Regions from separate parts of the Mus musculus genome. Here region 1 is linked to region 2. A link is a loop called in an ENCODE intact Hi-C map of the cell type or tissue named here. Cell type or tissue: heart. All regions are shown on one strand. Each heading gives the region's core, and the rest is flanking DNA. Links, peaks and the distances in the headings are about the cores only.

What was found. Hi-C counts contacts between places; a loop is a spot of excess contacts. Peaks named below come from ENCODE experiments on the same cell type or tissue, not always from the same donor. Only the 100,000 strongest peaks of a DNase experiment are listed, where the experiment ranks them.
Region 1: it touches region 2 in a loop (2.8-fold over the local background); 8 of 42 quality-filtered maps call a loop at or near these places.

Annotation. Positions count from the first base shown.
Region 1 is chr15:76,472,207-76,480,627 of GRCm38, reverse strand. Bop1 (block of proliferation 1) reads left to right here and starts at 3,379. Exons shown (of 16, transcript NM_013481.2): 1 at 3,379-3,499; 2 at 5,707-5,880. The coding sequence starts at 3,407. It overlaps Hsf1 (heat shock factor 1), which reads right to left and starts at 3,266. Exons shown (of 13, transcript NM_001331154.1): 1 at 2,911-3,266. The coding sequence starts at 3,027. In heart, for the core only: a CTCF peak has its summit at 7,909 (motif pointing left); DNase peaks (open chromatin) are centred at 2,797, 3,267, 5,987 and 7,937; H3K4me3 peaks cover 2,911 bases; H3K27ac peaks cover 2,314 bases.
Region 2 is chr15:76,534,418-76,542,838 of GRCm38, reverse strand. Tmem249 (transmembrane protein 249) reads left to right here and starts at 7,842. Exons shown (of 6, transcript NM_001378247.1): 1 at 7,842-7,944; 2 at 8,019-8,172; 3 at 8,383-8,421. Fbxl6 (F-box and leucine-rich repeat protein 6) reads left to right here and starts at 4,093. Exons shown (of 9, transcript NM_013909.2): 1 at 4,093-4,514; 2 at 4,764-4,922; 3 at 5,053-5,116; 4 at 5,419-5,550; 5 at 5,642-5,749; 6 at 5,833-5,946; 7 at 6,035-6,266; 8 at 6,368-6,614; 9 at 6,876-7,116. The coding sequence starts at 4,123. The coding sequence ends at 7,035. It overlaps Slc52a2 (solute carrier protein 52, member 2), which reads right to left and starts at 4,009. Exons shown (of 5, transcript NM_029643.4): 1 at 3,644-4,009; 2 at 3,237-3,456; 3 at 2,260-3,145; 4 at 2,044-2,167; 5 at 1-1,925. The coding sequence starts at 3,366. The coding sequence ends at 1,713. In heart, for the core only: CTCF peaks have their summits at 4,143, 4,986 (motif pointing right) and 6,470; DNase peaks (open chromatin) are centred at 3,118, 4,008, 4,928, 8,078 and 2 weaker places; H3K4me3 peaks cover 3,942 bases; H3K27ac peaks cover 2,501 bases.

The DNA.
Region 1 (8,421 bases), core at 209-8,208, 62 kb after region 2:
ATATCTTAAAAATGAGACTTCATTCCTTTTTTTCTTTTCTTTTTTTACCTCCCTGACTATTTAAGGCTTCAGTCTCTCCCAGCCCCAGCACTTGTTTGGCACAAATCATGTGGCCGTCTTCCTGGTTCTCAAGCCCCTCAGGTAGCTCCTGGGGCTAGCAGACCAAAGCCAGGACAAAGGGCAAGTGGGGCCTGGTCTCCATCTCTTTGCACCTAGTAGAACGACACTGCTTGGGTTGGGTAGTAGGTTAAACACGCTCAGGAGATGGAGAGATGGTTAAGTAGGAAGCATTCGAGTCTGAATTTGGATTCCCTAGTACCCATGCAAAGCTGGGTGTGGCTGTGCGTGTCTGCAGGCCCAGCACCGTGTGGAGTCGAAAGGATTGTTGGGGTTTGCTGACCAGCCAGTCAAGCTGACTAAAGGCAAGTTCCAAGTTCAGTGACACGCACACACACACACCACACAAAACCACACCACACACAAAAACATTCACCTTCTAAAAACTAGAAGAAAATTAAAACACACACACACACACACAAACTACCACCATCTGTACTCTTTTGAGTTAGACAAACTTATTTCTCATGTTTCTTTTTAATATTTCTAAAACGGGTGGGGCAAAATGATCTTACAAAATTTGGATAAAGCTAGATACAGGTTCTAAGCTTTGGCTTTTTTATTTGGGCTTCATTCCCCATTTCAAAATGCACCGAGGTGGCTCTCCAACAATGCTAGCAAGTGTCTGACCGAGGGGACACAGGAAGCACAGAGAGAAAGCCAGGATTGAGAAATGACCCTATGGATTCACTGTTTAGCCCGACCTACTTGTTGTCCCGACCTACTTGTTGCATCTCTGGGCACGGAATCTGGAGGCACCTTTGGTACAGGGTAAAAAGAGAAGCCTACTGAGAGAGGACCATCCACACCCACGTTCACGCGCCTGCAGGGATCTTACTGGGATCCTAAATCTGGTCAAGGGTGTGCTGTCCCGTGGGACCTGACTGAGGAACCCTCTGGATGGCCTGAGGTTCTTGTGGAGCACCTGTAACTGAAGGCGGGCCGGGGACGGGGAGTGGAACCATGGAACTGGAGAAAGGTAGAGATCTGTTCTGTCTCCTGTAGCAGGAATGAGGAGCCGAACCGAGCAAAGCTCAAAGACTTTTGGGGCTAGACAGGCTCCCTGGCCCCTCAAGGAGGAGGATATGCCTGAGAAGGGTAAGACAATTTTTATCTGCAAGTTTGAGTAAGAATGTGGACCTCAAACTTCCTGATCAGTGGGCCCGCAGGGAATGCTGTTAAGAGGCTACCAAGACAATGTACATGCCCCACAGGCCACGGGTCAGGAGCATGAATTCCTACCTGTGAACAGACAGCCAGATCCAAGAAGCTCTGCTGTCCCTGGATGGCCTAGACAAGGGTTTTCTTTTTTCTACTTCTACGTCAGAGCTTGTTTTTTGTACTCAGGGTCATGCCAGCTCCCACTGACCACCGTCTCTTATACCAGCTCCACTGCTTACAGCGTGTCTTATAGCAGTCCACTGCTGCTCAGTACAGACTACTTGCCCATGACTCCCAGCACGCTAACAAGGCTCACAGATGAGTTGCAGCTGTGTGGATGGAAGGAGGTGACAGGGCAGATCAGCTCCATCCTCACACTGAGAGGCCCTCATCAGAACACCCTGTCCTGGAAGAACCTACACTGACACCTCGCCCACATTTGTACCAATCTATAAGCAGAAACAGCAGACAGGATGGATCTTCCTAATAGGATTAAGCTCAGACTATTCCAGAGGCTACCTGGTAGTCCTACTGGACCTAGGTAAGAAAGCTCCCCTTCAGTCAAAGAAAACAGAGGGGGGTAAATTGGGGAAAGATAGAAAGGTAAGATCATACTCTCTGCCCAGGTGTATGAAATCCAGGACAGGCTGTGAACTGAATATGGCATTCAGGAAAACAACGCGGCCCACGGATAGCCCATGGGATAATCACAAAGACCGTCTCGTGAAAAGTGAAGTTCCGTGCTTTCTAGTCTTCTCTTTATTCCCAAAACACCCTTTAGGCAGAGCAGAGTTTAAACAAACAGGCAACTGAGAGCCAGAAGCCTTGGCCTCCATCTGCCACCCAGGCCTTTTCTCCATTCTTGCCAGCTTAAGAAACTTGTGCGAGGGGGCAGTGCTCCGCAGAGACCGAGAGACCCGCCAGATTTGGCTTGCAGAAGGTCAAGGTGGTGGCACCTAGCCGCCTCCATCCCTCCAAAGGTTCCCATTGAATCAGGGTGGCCTGTCTTCAGGCCACCACCATCGGCTAGCTCTGCGCGCTCTGGCCCTCAGAATCCACATGTGAACAGCAGATTCTACTTTCCAACTTAACACAAACACGGAACGACCTCTGCAAGCCAGCCAGAGATGCAGGGCCAGCAGGGTGTGCGGTGTACACAGTCCGCTGCCAGGCAACAGAACAGGGTTCGACACGGCCCTTGGAGGGCCGGGCAAAACTGCTCTGGCGTCTGGAGACTATCGGGGCTGAGCTTAGGCTCCACATCCTCCTATTCTCGCTCTTCTCTCATGCATTCCTTAGGCCTTCCACTTATTCTGAATGATTGCCTAAAAAGCAGAAACGCAGACGGACTCTGGGAACTATTTCTCTGTGAGCAAAGACCCTGTACTGGAAGCCCCGTCCTTATTGTCCGGGTGAAATGTAGGATGATTTGGGGTCTCGGCCTACTCTCCGTGAGTGGCTCTGGGGGCGGGGCGCACTTCCTCCCCAGACAGCGGCGTCCTCCCTCTAGGATGCCAGGATGGCTGAACCCGGGCGAGCCCGACTAACTCGCAGGCCGCTTTCTCCGAAGCAGGTCCCCTCCCGCCACAGGACCCTCCCTCGAAGGCCGCTCCGGCCCATGCCAGCTCCTACCGGGCTCCAGCAGATGAGCGCGTCTGTGTCCGGGTCGCTCACGAGGGTCCACAGCTTGGTTAGGAAGGCCGGGACGTTGCTGGGCCCCGCTGCACCGGGGCCCACGGCCAGATCCATCTCGGACGAAAGCAGGCAGAGGCTGGGGTGGCCTTTTAGAAGAGTGGCTGAAGGCTGAGCTAGTGTCGTCGCTGCCCCTGCCGTCCGGGCCGCTCCGCCGCCCGCTGCGCACACACAGCAAGGCCTCGCATGGCCGCAGCCATCTTGCGACCGGCGCGCTCTCGCTAGGGCCAGACCTGTAGCCTCTGTGCGCAGGCGCCGTGATCTCCCCTGCCTACTTTGCCGGCCCAGCCCTTGCGCCGCACCCTACGCCTGCGCAAGATGGCTTCACCCGGGCTGCTCACCAATCAGAGCCTGGTAGGGCGGAGCCTGGCTGGGGGCACACGAGGCGCTCCCGCTGCCGGAAGCGGCAGTAGATCGGTAGCCGGCGCGGCGCAGCATGGCGGGGGCGTGTGGTAAGCCCCACATGTCACCGGCATCGCTGCCGGGGAAACGACGTTTGGAACCTGATCAGGAGCTGCAGATACAAGAGGTAACTTCCAAGTAGCGGACAGCATCCCTCTGGGAACCATGCAGGCACTTGGCAAGACCAGGGAGGCCGGGCCGTGGCGCAGCGTGTAGTGTCGTGTGGGTCGCCTAGAGCCTGATCGTCCAGTCTGGGCTGTTATTTTGGAACTCTCAGCAGAACATTACTTGCGCCGAGGGGCGCTGGAACCCGGGGGATAGTTCTGTGGCTTGAACCGTGTTAAGGGAGAGACCTTTAAGAGTCCCCTCACCATAGTCTCTGGACCTTCCATCTGTGCTTCCTGTCCTGGGAAAGGTTGTAATTGCGCTCGTGCTGTGCTACCAAGCCAGCATGTCAGGTGTGTTGTGAATCAAAAGAGGACTTGAGATTATGGAAGTCTGATTGGAACCCAGGGCATCCAGAACTGGTTGTCATGGAACCATTGCTAGTCCATGTTGCTAAGCTCAGTAGGCTTGCTACATTCATCAAATGTAGGTGGTAGAAGGCATGCACAGCTGACTCCACTGAATTGGATCCTCAAAGTTCTCAACTTTCCTAATGCTGTGGCCCTTTTAATACGGTTCCTCGTGTTGCGGTGATTTCCCAACTACAAAATCATTTTCGCTGCTACTTCATAACTGTAATTTTGCCGGGTGGTGGTGGCACACGCCTTTAATCCCAGCACTTGGGAGGCAGAGGCAGGTGGATTTCTGAGTTCGAGGCCAGTCTGGTCTACAAAGTGAGTGCCAGGACAGCCAGGGCTACACAGAGAAACCCTGTCTCGAAAAAACCAAAAAGAAAACATAACTGTAATTTTGCTACTGTTATGAATCGTAATTATTTGATATGCAGGATAGTCTATGAAAGGGTTGCTCGCCCCAGAGGGATTGTGACCCACTGGTTGAGAACCACTACGTAAGTTGTCCCTTTGTTTTATGAAACGCCCCTAAGCTTTTCCCTCTGTGTAGTTCTAGGCAGTAAGCCTTTAATAGTCAGTTGTTTATGCCCTAACTGCGTGCAGTACTTTTACTTGTTAGTATGACAAGTAGCGTAGTTTTAGAGATGTCAATAATAAGAGAATGTCAGTGTGACATCTATGGAAACTCAGGTGATCACTGTGATGATTGGCAGCGAAGGCCACTCAGGTAGACAAGAACTAGCCAGCGGCATTGGCACCCATCTTTAATCCCAGCACTCAGAAGACAGAGACAGATGACCTCCGTTAGTTCGAGGTCAGCTTGGTCTACAGTGTGAGTACTAGGTGCAGTCACATGCTTCCTCCAGTGTTCAAGTACTTGTTCAACTTTTGGAGGTCAGTGATAGAAAACTGTTCACAATGCTTGAATGTCTTATTGTGTTCGTTGTAAAGTGGCCTCTAGGGCTGTACTCACAGGATTCTCTGTTCAAAAAAAAAAAAAAAAAGACAGCAGATGGTTTGTTTGTCTGGCACTGGGATGAAACACCAAGACCAAGGCACCTTATCAAAGGAAGAGCTTACTTGGAAGCTTGCTTGCAGTTTTAGCGGGTTGGTCCTTGACCACCATGGCAGAGAGTATTGTGCTGGAGCAGCAATTAAGAGCTTCTCTTATATCTTGATGAGCTGGGAGAGAGGAAGAGGGAGGGATTCTAGGCTTGATGTGGATTTTTGAAGCCTCAGAGCCCACGCCCAGTGACCTACCAACGCCTCCTAATTTTTCTTCAGCAATCCATCCCCTGGGAACCAAACATTCAAATGTATGAGCGTATAGGGGGGTGGGGGGCTCTTGTCATTCAAACCAACACATAGGCTTATCTTGCTAATCTTCAGCTTTCCGACTTGTCCGTCAGGGCTTGGTCCTGGTCGTCAGGGTAAAGAAGCCTCCTGTTGCAGCTGGTCAGAGCCTCCAGGGAGTTCTAATCCCCCCCAGGCCCAGGGTCCCATTCCAAGCTGGTGTCAGTTTCAGGACCCTTAGGTGACAGTAGGGTGTGGAGTGTGTCCGTGGAGGAAACTTGGTTTTGGTGGCACAGTGAGAAGAAACTGATCCCCACAAAGCCAGTGTGTTCTTGAAAGGTTCCCTCTGTTTGTTGCACGGCTCTGGGGACTGGTGTGTCTGCTCCGAGGGCAGGTTCTGTCCACAGAGGCAGGAGAGGAGGAGGGTTCCAGGCCGGGTGAGTGGTTTCGGCGCAGACGGAAGTGTGTGACCAGAGGCACCTGCTTCCAGGTGGCAGTTATTAAACCCTCTGATTCCTTGCAGCCTCCTCTCCTCAGCGATCCTGACTCCAGTCTCTCTGACAGCGAGGAGAGTGTGTTTTCAGGCCTCGAAGATTTGGGCAGTGACTCGAGTGAGGAAGACACTGAAGGAGTGGCCGGATCCAGCGGTGACGAAGACAACCATAGGGCAGAGGAGACCTCTGAGGAGCTGGCACAGGTGGGTGAGGGACCAGCTTCCATGGGCTCTCCTGCACATGAGGATGGCCAGAAAGAGGAAGTGCCTGCCTGGGAGCTGTCCGCTTCACACTGTCCCCTTCGTGGTGTCCTCGGGAACCTGGTCCTCTATCCGTCCCTCGTCACACATTTGAGCTCCAGGGTTTGTAACCTCAGTTGTCTGTGCCTTTCCTGAGAATGACGAATGCCCACGTGCTCATGTCTTTGCTCGTCAGACAATTCTCAGACCACCTCTATGGGACAACGGGCTGACACTGGTCTAGGGATCGTCTTGAGTTTTCTAGAGACAGAGCCTGAGATGGGATGCTCCTGCTAGGGGTGCCAGTGGTACGTGTTTGCGAGGGAGGATGTTCAGCAGAAAAAGCAGGAGAGACCAGAGGCCAGCATAGCTGCCCGTGGGCCTTGGAAGCTGAGGCAGTTGTTTGCTGTACTGATGGGGAAGACTGTATTCTGCTCTTTGTTTGATAAAAATGAAAGAAAAGTTTAATTTGATTAAAATACAGCAGCAGTTTAAAGCTTTCTGCAAACTAGTTTGTAATGGTTTACACTTCAGTGGCCCTGTCGTTTTGGAATCATGACCTTGGTTAATCATGTCTGCTGTCAGGTTGGAAACCAAGAAGCCAGGCCTAGATCGTCTGGGTATGGTAGGTTGAAGAAGTGCTGACCATGGTCTTTGTAAGATTGGGGGCTTACTATTCTCTCTCTCTCTTTTTTGTAGGTTTCTTATTTGTTTCTTGTTTGCTTTGTTTTGGTGTGGCTGGTGTATAAGTAGAGTCGTTCACGTGTGTGGGTGGGTACGAGTGGAGCCTGGCTTAATACTGGATCTTCCTTGATTCCTGGCCACTTTATTTGACTGAGTCAGGATCTCTCTCTCTCTCTACCCAGAGCCACTTCACCAGTGACCTCATAACCACCCCCACGGCCCCCCCCTTTCCTGTTTCTTCCTTCTCCTTTCTCTGTCTCCCTTCCCTTGTCCTTACTGTGAGTTCTAGGGAAGTTTTTTTTTGTTTTTTGTTTTTCTTTTCTTTTTTTCCTCGAGACAGGGTTTCTCTGTGTAGCCCTGGCTGTCCTGGAACTCACTCTGTAGATCAGGCTGGCCTTGAACTCAGAAATCCGCCTGCCTTTGCCTCCCAAGTGCTGGTATTAAAGGTGTGCGGCACCTCTGCCCAGCTGGTTCTAGGGATTTGATCCCAGGACATCTTTCGAGGGAGGCAGGAGCTCCACCACACCTCAGGTGGTGCTGTCTTGTTCTTATTTGGTGTTGAGTAGATTTGTGACTGTGTGGCCATTTCTTCCCATTAATGTCTGTTGACCTGTCCCCCTATACTTGATTTTTTTTTTCTTTCTTTTTTCTTTTGAGACAGAGTCTCACTGTGTAGCTTTGGAGCTCACTCTGGAGACCAGGCTGGCCTTGGACTTGAGATCCACCCATCTCTGCCTCCCAAGAGCTGGAATTAAAGGCATGTGCCACTATAATGGGCGGTTTTGCTTTTTAAAAAGCGTATATTTGAGAGAGTACTGCAGAGATGGCTCACTGGTTCAGAACACTCTCTGTTCTTCCAGAGGACCTGGGTTTGATTGCCAGTACCTCTAATGGTAGTTCACAACCACCCGTCACTCCAGTTTTAGATCCAGTGCCCTCTTCTAGCCTCCACAAGGACCAAGCAGGCATGTAGTGCACAGACATACATGCAGGCAAACATGCATACACATAAAATAAAACAAATTTTAAAACATTTATGTTGAGGTATGTGTATGGTGTGCTGTCCGTCTGTGTATCATAACCCCTCCACCCCCATCGCCCACCCCGTTTTCTCACTGCTTCATACTTTTGACATGCAAGAATGTAAGAAAAGGTAATAGCCCTGACATTAACTGGAGAGTTCTGAGTTCTGACTTAGTGTTGCCTCTAGCAAGAATGCCTTGCTGGGGTCCGCAGTATGCTCTGGGGCATAGCAGAGATTAGCTACTAGGAAGTATCTTGACAGGCTTGGAGATCAAGTGTTAGCGCCATCTGGTGGAGTGTGGAGTTTGGAGCTGTGGGTGTCTGGGACCAGGAATTCTCTCAGCTTCCCGAGTCCCGCCCTTCCCCTGCCTCCCTGCTCCCTACTTGTCTTCTGTCATAGACTGTGAAGGAGGGAGCAATTGCTCCCTACCTGTCTCAGAGCTGCACACTGTCAAACAGTCGCACATGGAAGTCAGAGGTGAGGCTGGGTAAAGAAGGATCATGTGTCCCTGTTCTGTAGTGTCATCTTGTGGGGCAGAGGGATGTGTATCCTACAGGGTCTGCTACATTCTACCCTAGGAAGCTGTATATTGAGTTCTGGTGAGAGCGTGCAGAGCACTGTCACTTGTGTTACGGTCCTGAGATGGTAGTTCGGGGCTATCAAAGCCTGTTTCCAGGGCCGTGTAATGTCCCCATGGGCTGCTTTGTCCTCGTGGTAAAGCAGTCACAGCCCTTTCAGGTTTAAGAAGGACAGCCTTCTAGGCTAGGGTAGGAGGAGCATAAAGATTTCTAGATATG
Region 2 (8,421 bases), core at 318-8,317:
CAGTCTCTAGCCTCAGGCAGCCAAGGAGGGAGGGGCCCCAGGCAAGGGTGCTAAGCAGGGACAAGGGCAGAGTACAAAGGGGAAAAGGGTCAGTGGAAGGAGAGTCCTGCAGAGTTGAACCTTAATACTGGTCTCCCTTGCTTTACTCCTGCATACCGCCCTTACCTCTGCCGGCCCATCAGTGCCTGCCTACCTTGCCCTATCACTCCCGCTCCTCCTAGCCAATACCTGAGCTTCGGAAACTCCTAAGAGACCAGGGAGCTCCCCCCTGCTCAGGTGATCCTGACTAGGTCTGGAGGCCAGGAGGAAAACAAAGCCAGGCGGCCAATTCGAGGACAGAAGTGTTAACGTTCAGAAAGATCATCTGAAAGAACCGGGTGGAAATCCCCTTCTCCCACGCAACTCCTGTGAGTTCAAAGTCACCCTGGTACACACTTGGTGTTGTGTGTCCCTCACAGGTTTCTCTCTCTAGTCTGCCCTAAGACAGAGAGAAGGCAGAAACCCAGGCTCTCACCCTGGCATGGCCTTCAGACCCTCATAGCTTCAAAGGATCTTCCCAGTTCTACCTGAGGCTCCAGTCCTTTGTGTGAGAGCTTTAGATCCACTCAGCCCAGAAACAACCCTACAGATGCCACAGGGCAAAGGCCCAGGAGTTTGAGTGGAAGACAGCTAGCTATGTGTCTACCTAAAGGGACACATTGTGGCTTTGACTATAGAAGCTGGAAACTTTATTCGCTGGAGGTCTGATAAGCAATGCTGTCAAGTTCAAAGGTCCCAAGAGGGTCAGAACTTTAAAAGAAAAAAAAAAACAAAAAAACCCCCAAAAAACAAAAAAACGGCCCTGGGGGCTGGAGAGAAGGCTCAGTGGTTAAAAGCACTTACTGTTCTTCCAGAGGACCTGGGTTCAATTTCCAGCACTCTCATGGCACCTCATAGCAGTCGGTAACTCCAGTTCCAGTGGATTGGATATTCAATTTTGACCTCCTCAAGCAAAATACCCATGCATATAAAATTACAAAAAAAGTAAAGCAAAATTTGTACCTGGACCTTGCACCAAACTCTGAAGGTGACGATCTTGGCAGAAGGGTCTTGTGTGTAATCAGCCCCCACCACCCCCCCAAGTTTCCTTGTTGGTTGACTTCCCAACCATGCCAGACCCTCACACCCTGAAGACGCGGTGTGGAGCAGTGAGTGACCCTGCTGCTTGTCCAGCCAATCGAAGGCATTATCCTGCTTCAGCCCCACATGGGCCCTGGGAGTTGGCCTTCAGCTACCGAAGTAGTCCCAGAAAAGCAAAGCAATCATGTAGGAGTCCTGAGGTCACCCAAGGCCCTGCAAGAGCCACTAGGCGAGTGGAGGAAGCTATAACCAGGATCCTGGGGGAGAGGGGCTGCCTACGGAGGGAAGGAGGCCTGGCATAGAGCTGTGCTCATGGGATTAACAACCCATTGGATGAAGATGTTTTATTGTGCAAATCCCACAGAGGTCCCAGGGGTGAAGGCCGCGCAGCTCCAATCTATCCCTGGGTCTGGGCCTGCTCTTTGGTCCTCACACTGGTCTTTTCTCCAAAGCCAGGTCTCTTGTGGAGTGTGAAATATCCATATTATCTGTGTGTAGGGTGGCCACCTTGGGCCACAGGACCCAGGCACTGTGACCATCCCTCCTACCCTCCAGGTGGAGACAAGTGTGAAGTAACTCCTACACGTCTGGGTTCAGAGGCCACACTGGTCCACACAGTCCTTTCCGCTGCGAAATACTCGGTAGATGCTGGTAGGAGGGAACATGGCGACCGCACCCAGCAGAGAGCCCACCTGAATAGCCACGCCAGCAGCGAGCAGTGCTGGCCGGCCTCCGCTGTGTAACATGGAACTGATCGCCACCTTGATATACGAGAACGTGCCTGCGCACAGGACCCATGAGAGTACCTGAAAGGGGAGTGGGGCGGGGTGTCGTAGAGGGGAGATTCGCAGCAGCGGGCTGAGCATGAAATTCCCCTGCTATGAGACAAGCCCTGTTCCTGTTTCATGTCCCCATTGTACTTACCACGAGGACCACACCTGCAGAGGTGCCCACCAGAGGAGGACAGGGACTTAAGGCTGCCAGTGTCATCAGGTAGGAGCCCAAGAGCATGCCCAGCAGAGACAGACCACACAGCCCTGCCAGAGACCTGCCAAGGATGGGCTGGGATCAGGACTGGCTGTGCCAGGCCCTGGCCCACCTCAAGCTCTTCCCCATGGGGGCTTGGGAGTCCGTGAGCACCTGCACAGCACTGCCATGGCCAGAAAGCAGGCAAGGGGGTTGGCACAGCTACCCAGTACGACAGCCAAGTGGTAGGCCAGGCGCCCATAGGGCAGGCAGGAAAAGCTCTGTACAGCGGGCAGCACGCCATTGGTCAGAGCATTGGTGATGGCCAGCAGGCCCAGTAGACAGGCACTTCGGGAAGAGAACAGCTGATGGGCCTTAGGGTCTGGGCTGGAAACAATGCCTGCCACCTGGCCTGGTGGCTCCTGCAAAGGTGAGGCCTCTTCCTCTTCCTCTTCCTCCTCTGTTCCTGGTGTTTCTACCCGAAGCCCTGTACCTGTTGTGGGTTCAGATGTCGGGGATGGCAGTAGTAACAGGAGGCCTTGGAAGGCAGCTGCTGAAGTGCCCAGAAGGGCAGTCAACACCCAGAAGAACGTGGTGGCAGAAAACCGTTCAGGGAAATTAATGGGAGACACCTCGATCGGAGGCCCAGTGGTCCTGTTGGCAGGCACATGCAGGCACTCAAGGCGGCCCACCCCTTGACCCAGGGCTAGCACACAGGGCAGGAGGGCACTCAGGCCCTGACCCAGGAAGAAAGACCGTAAAAAGGGGGGTGGGAGGTGGCTCAAGAAGGGCAGGAAAGTGACATTAGAAGCACAGCAGGCCAATGCCAGCACAAACGCCAGCGTTAGGAAGGCCACTGAGTACGGCTTTCCTGCCACTGGGGCCACGTGGTTCCACAGAGAGGCCAGTAGGCCTGTGCCCACTATGCCTAGCCCCTGAACCACTCGGATGGGGACTTGCTCGCCCTTGCCGCGAGCCAGACGCCTCCACAGAGTCACCAGCAGCAGACCCAGGTTTCCCAGCGCCACAAGCACAGAGAGGTAGGAAGGGAGGCTCCAACCTGCAGTGGAAGGAGGAGATAGTGTAAAGGCACCAGGCTAAGGAACGAAGAGCAGCAACAGCAGCAGCCTACCTCCGCCCACTTCACTCACCCTCCGGGAGCTCTTTCACCACTACCGGCAGCTCTACCCAGATCCCGTTGACAGCAGCCCAGGAGCCCATGCCGAAAAGGGCCACCAGCAGATGGGTCAGCACCAGTCGGCCCAGCGGAGGTGCTGCCATTAGGTCAAAGGTCAAAGCGGGCCCTCCAGGACAAAGCGAAGGTAACAGTCCGCCCTTTTCCCACGTAGATCCAAAGCTTCTCTAACTATTCTAGAGAAAAAAAGAGTCAAGCTTTTTCACCTGGACGGAGACAAAAAACAAACCAAAACAAACCAAAACAAAACAAACAAACAAACAAAAAAACATGCGAGTGGGCAGAGTCAGGGTCTGAGGTGGCCAGATTGCAAAACCAAGGCACCTGGAGGGAGGCGGCGGATAGATCAGGAGCTGCACCTACCATGGAGCCTGCACCGGGACCCTTCTGTACAAGACTGGCAAGCGGGGGAGCGAGAAGCTGGCTTAAAGCATGGTTCCGGGGAGGAAGATGAGCGAAAGAGCCAGTCCTTGATGCTTGCGGAGGACCAAGTCTTGGCGCGGCTAAACCAGACTGGATGACAGCTAACTTCAGGCAGCCGGCGTGGATCGGCAAGAGGTGTGGCTGGCTGACTTGATTCGATTCTGGGCTCCTCGGCTGAGTGCGGTGCATCAGGGGCGTGGGGCCGGAGCAGCCCGCCCAGCCCCGGGAGCACGCCACTTAGCCCGGAAGGCAGCCAAACCCCAGCCAAAGGGTTGTAGTAAGACGCCGGCTAATGCGCTAGACTGCGGCGGAAGTCCCACCCCCGGAAGCTAAGTGTAGTGTAAAGGAGTGAGCTAAGGGGCCACGCCCCTTCCTCTCTGCCCACCCACCTTCCGCTTTTAGTTCAGCTCCCGGGGGCTATGGCTCCCGTGGCCTCTAGGCGAGTTAGACGTCGAGTTCGAAGCTCCAAGCGGCCCGATGCGCGGGGCCGCTCGGCGGAGGACTGGTGGTGGGACCGCCTGGCACCTCGCGGCTCTGGGTACCACCTGCTGCAAGCGGACAGCATGTTGCTCGTGCTGCCGGACCTGGAGCCTCCCCGCGCTCGTGCGCACCGGCGCGCCCGTCGCCGCGCTCCGAGGTCACTGGCTCGTGGCCCCACGGCTGTCGCCAAGCCCAGGACCAAACCCCGACCGGAGCCGTCGCTCGATCAGGGCCTGGACTCTGGTTGGGGAGACCGTATTCCCTTAGAAGTCCTGGTGCATATTTTCGGGTTGTTGGTTGCGGCTCATGGGCCCATGCCGTTTCTTGGCAGGTACACCAACAGCGCCTGCCGCGGTAGAGACTGGCGCACTGAGCGGGTGCTGCAGAGCAGAGGGCAGAGCAGGCATCACATCGGGCGAACACAAGTGCTCCGGCACCTGTCTTCACTTAGAGCTCAAAGCCTAGCACTGAGAACGGGCGACGGCAGGCTTTAAGACCGCTGCGCTGCTCCTAAAACACTCCATTGTAGGCATTACCCGCAAAAGGCCACGCACTCTCAGCAAACTTTTTCTTCTCCTAGGGCTGCACGCGTTTGCCGTCACTGGCACGAAGCCACCTCCCATCCTTCACTCTGGCATACTGTGACCCTGTCACCCTCGCTGGTTGGCCGGGCTGGCAAGGGCAACCTTAAGGGAGAGAAGAAGCTCCTTGCTTGCCTGGAGTGGCTCGTACCCAATCGGTGAGGGCTCCTTGTCATCTTACTGTCTGTTGTCTTCCCTGCATCCGCGTTGAGTAGGGGAGGATTCTGTCCAGAAGGGGGCAGCGTAAGGACAAGAGCACAACTACAGCCGGGCCTTGCTGTCGCCCAGGTTCTCTCAGCTCCAGAGCTTGACCCTCATCCACTGGAAGTCTCAAGTACACTCTGTGTTGGAGGTAAGAGCTGGAGACTGCCCTGCACACAAGCTGTCACGTTTGAGTGGTCTACTATGGGGAGGGTGCCCTGGTGGTGTACCACAGAGTTGTCTGCCTGCCTGCTCAGTTTCGTCTTGCTGACATCTTAGGAAATTGCTGGAGGAGACAGCAATTTCCATGTAGGCCTGGCGTGGACAGAATGGAGTCATAGCTGGGACTATAGGATAGGCTTGTCATGACTACCAGTGTCCCTGTAGATAGACCTTTACCTGCCCTCCACAACCCTGGATGGTCTCTCTCTCTCTCTCTATCTCTTGCTACAGCTGGTTAGCAAGTTCTGCCCTCGGCTCACCTTCCTCAAGCTTTCAGACTGCCACACTGTGACTGCTGAAACTCTGGTCATGTTAGCGAGAGCCTGCTGCCAGCTCCACAGCCTGGACCTACATCATTCCATGGTGAGTCCTTTGCCGTGGGTGGGTGGGGGACCCTGAAATCGCCTGGGCCCTTGTGACATGCATGAGCTGCACCTTTGGGCTGGATCCCCAGGTGGAGTCCACAGCTGTGGTGAGCTTCTTGGAGGAGGCCGGGTCCCGAATGCGTAAACTGTGGCTGACCTACAGTTCCCAGACGACGGCCATCTTGGGCGCACTGCTGGTAGGCTGGGGATGGTCAGGAAAAGGGCTCAGTGGGGACCAGCCCAGGCCTTTGACCTAGCAGTGTTTATCCCACCATTCCAGGACAACTGCTGCCCACAGCTCCAAGTCCTCCAGGTCAGCACTGGCATGAACTGCAACAACACACCCCTGCAGCTGCCTGTGGAAGCCCTGCAGAAAGGCTGCCCCCAGCTGCAGGTATTTATACCCTACTGTCTCCCACCTGCCACCCCTTGCCATATCTGCAGCCTGTCCCTCCTCCCTCCTTCTTCTTCCCTCTTCCTAGGTGCTGCGGCTGCTGAATCTGATTTGGCTTCCCAAGCCGTGTGGCCGAGGCGTGCCCCAGGGACCAGGCTTCCCCAGTCTTGAGGAGCTCTGTTTGGCTGGCTCCACCTGCAACTTTGTGAGCAATGAGGTTCTGGGCCGATTGCTCCATCGCTCCCCGAAACTGCGCATGCTGGACCTTCGAGGCTGCGCTAGGGTCACTCCTAGCGGTCTGTGTCATCTGCCATGTCAAGGTCAGCTAGCTGGCTTTGCTTGGGAAGGTGTGGGGGGGTCGGGGTGGGGTGGGGGTGGTCACTGAGTGCCCTAATAGTCACACCGAGTTCTCCCATCTCAGAGCTGGAGCAACTCTACCTGGGCCTGTATGGCATATCTGATGGCTTGACCCTGGCTAAGGATGGCAGCCCCCTGTTGACCCGGAAGTGGTATCACACCCTGAGGGAGCTGGACTTCAGTGGCCAAGGCTTCAGCGAGAAGGACTTGGAACAGGCCCTGGCTGTTTTCTCGGGCACCCCTGGGGGCTTACACCCAGCCTTGTGCTCCCTCAACCTGAGGGGTACCCGAGTTACCCCAAGCACGGTCAGGTCAGTGCACCGTTCACTAATTCTGTGGATCTTGAACCACTTGCTGCCGTGTCTCACTTAGGGACCAGAGGAGTGCTCCCTGACTCCTCATTGCCAGGGTCCAGGAGGGGTATAGACACGAGTCACTCGTCCAACTCCTTGGGGACACCGAGAGTACTAGATTTGGGCTTGGGTGGCTTGGGGTGGTAGGCCTGGTATATGTGAGGGCAGACGGGGCTCTCTGGCCAACAGCTCACTTTCCCACGGCTTGCCTGTTCACAGTTCTGTGATTAGTGGTTGCCCGGGGCTGCTGTATCTTAACCTGGAGTCCTGTCGTTGCCTCCCCCGAGGTCTGAAGCGCGTCTACCGGGGCCTGGAGGAAGTCCAGTGGTGTCTAGAGCAGCTACTTACCAGCCCGCCCTCTGCCAAAGAGCCCACTTAGAGGGCAGCCAGGTTTACCCTGCTCATTTTCACTTTGAAATGTTGGAGGTTTTGTTACAATAAAGGTTTTTTTTTAAAAAAAGATTTATTTATTTATTATATGTAAGTACACTGTAGCTATCTTTAGACACACCAGAAGAGGGCATCAGATCTCATTACAGATGGTTGTGAGCCACCATGTGGCTGCTGGGACTTGAACTCGGGACCCTCAGAAGAGCAGTCTGTGCTCTTAACCACTGAGCCATCTCTCCAGCCCCACAATTAAGTAATTTTTAGGCACTCTGTACAGTCCTTTGTTGTTTTATTTGAGATCCTTTTCACACAAATTTAGGCTGGCTTGGAACTCACGGTGTAGCCCAGGCTGACTCACAACAATTCACCCATCTCAGCCTCCAATGTGGTAGGCTTACAAGCAGAAACCAACACGTCAGACTGTGTATGGTCCTTAGAGTAAGTGGTTGGGTGAGGAACAGGGTTATACATGATGGAGTATGCTACAGCAGGCATGAACCTGTGTGTGTGTGTGTGTGTGTGTGTGTGTGTGTTAAGTGTCTTAGCTCACTTGGGACACAGTTGTCTAAGGATAGGGTAGACAGTGAGGTATAAAATAGTAGGAGCGAGAAAAAGACCTTTATCAGCTACCAGCATCCATGAAGTGACAGTGTTGGTAGCACGGGCTCAGGTTGTCCAACCACGAGGCAGCCAGGCTACCTTCCAGGTAGTGGAGACTAACCAGGGAGGGCAAGCTCACTAGATAGGTGTGGTCAATAGAAAAGCCCCTTCTAGAACCCTTTACTCTGAGCTTCTAGAACCCAGGCAGCCCAGCCTGGACTGCTCCCTGCTTCTCTGCCCTGCTGTTGTCTGGCGGCTCTTGATTCTTCCCTCAGCTGCAACCCTGGAATTGTCTCGGGTGGGAGCCCTGTATAAAGACAGTGGGGCAGCGGCAGTGGGCAAGCTGGATCCTGACCAGATCTACCTAATTAGGTCCCCAAGGAGCAGCAGGCCAGTGGCTCCCGCTTCTCCGCCCTTGTTAAGTACTTCAAACTCTGGAACGTAGGACTCTTCTCTACCGAGCGCCACTTAGCCAATCAGCTCAAGAATAACAGCTTTTACCCCTTCAAGCAGCAACAGCCGGATGGTGGGCGGGGACTGGGCGTGGTCAGGATCCCAGAAGTGGGGAGGGTGGCTGGGGTTAGGAGGGTATAGGCAGGTGTACTTGTGGGAGGAGACGCGGTAGTACCATGGAGAATCTCCACTGGGCGGGCCCTTTCCCCCAAATCCCTGGTACTGTCCTGGAGCTAAGGGCAGCTCCTAGCTGTCCTCATGTGCTGGGTCATGCCGCCCTCAGTCTTTGTGCTCGAGTACTATTTGGACACGCTCTGGAAGG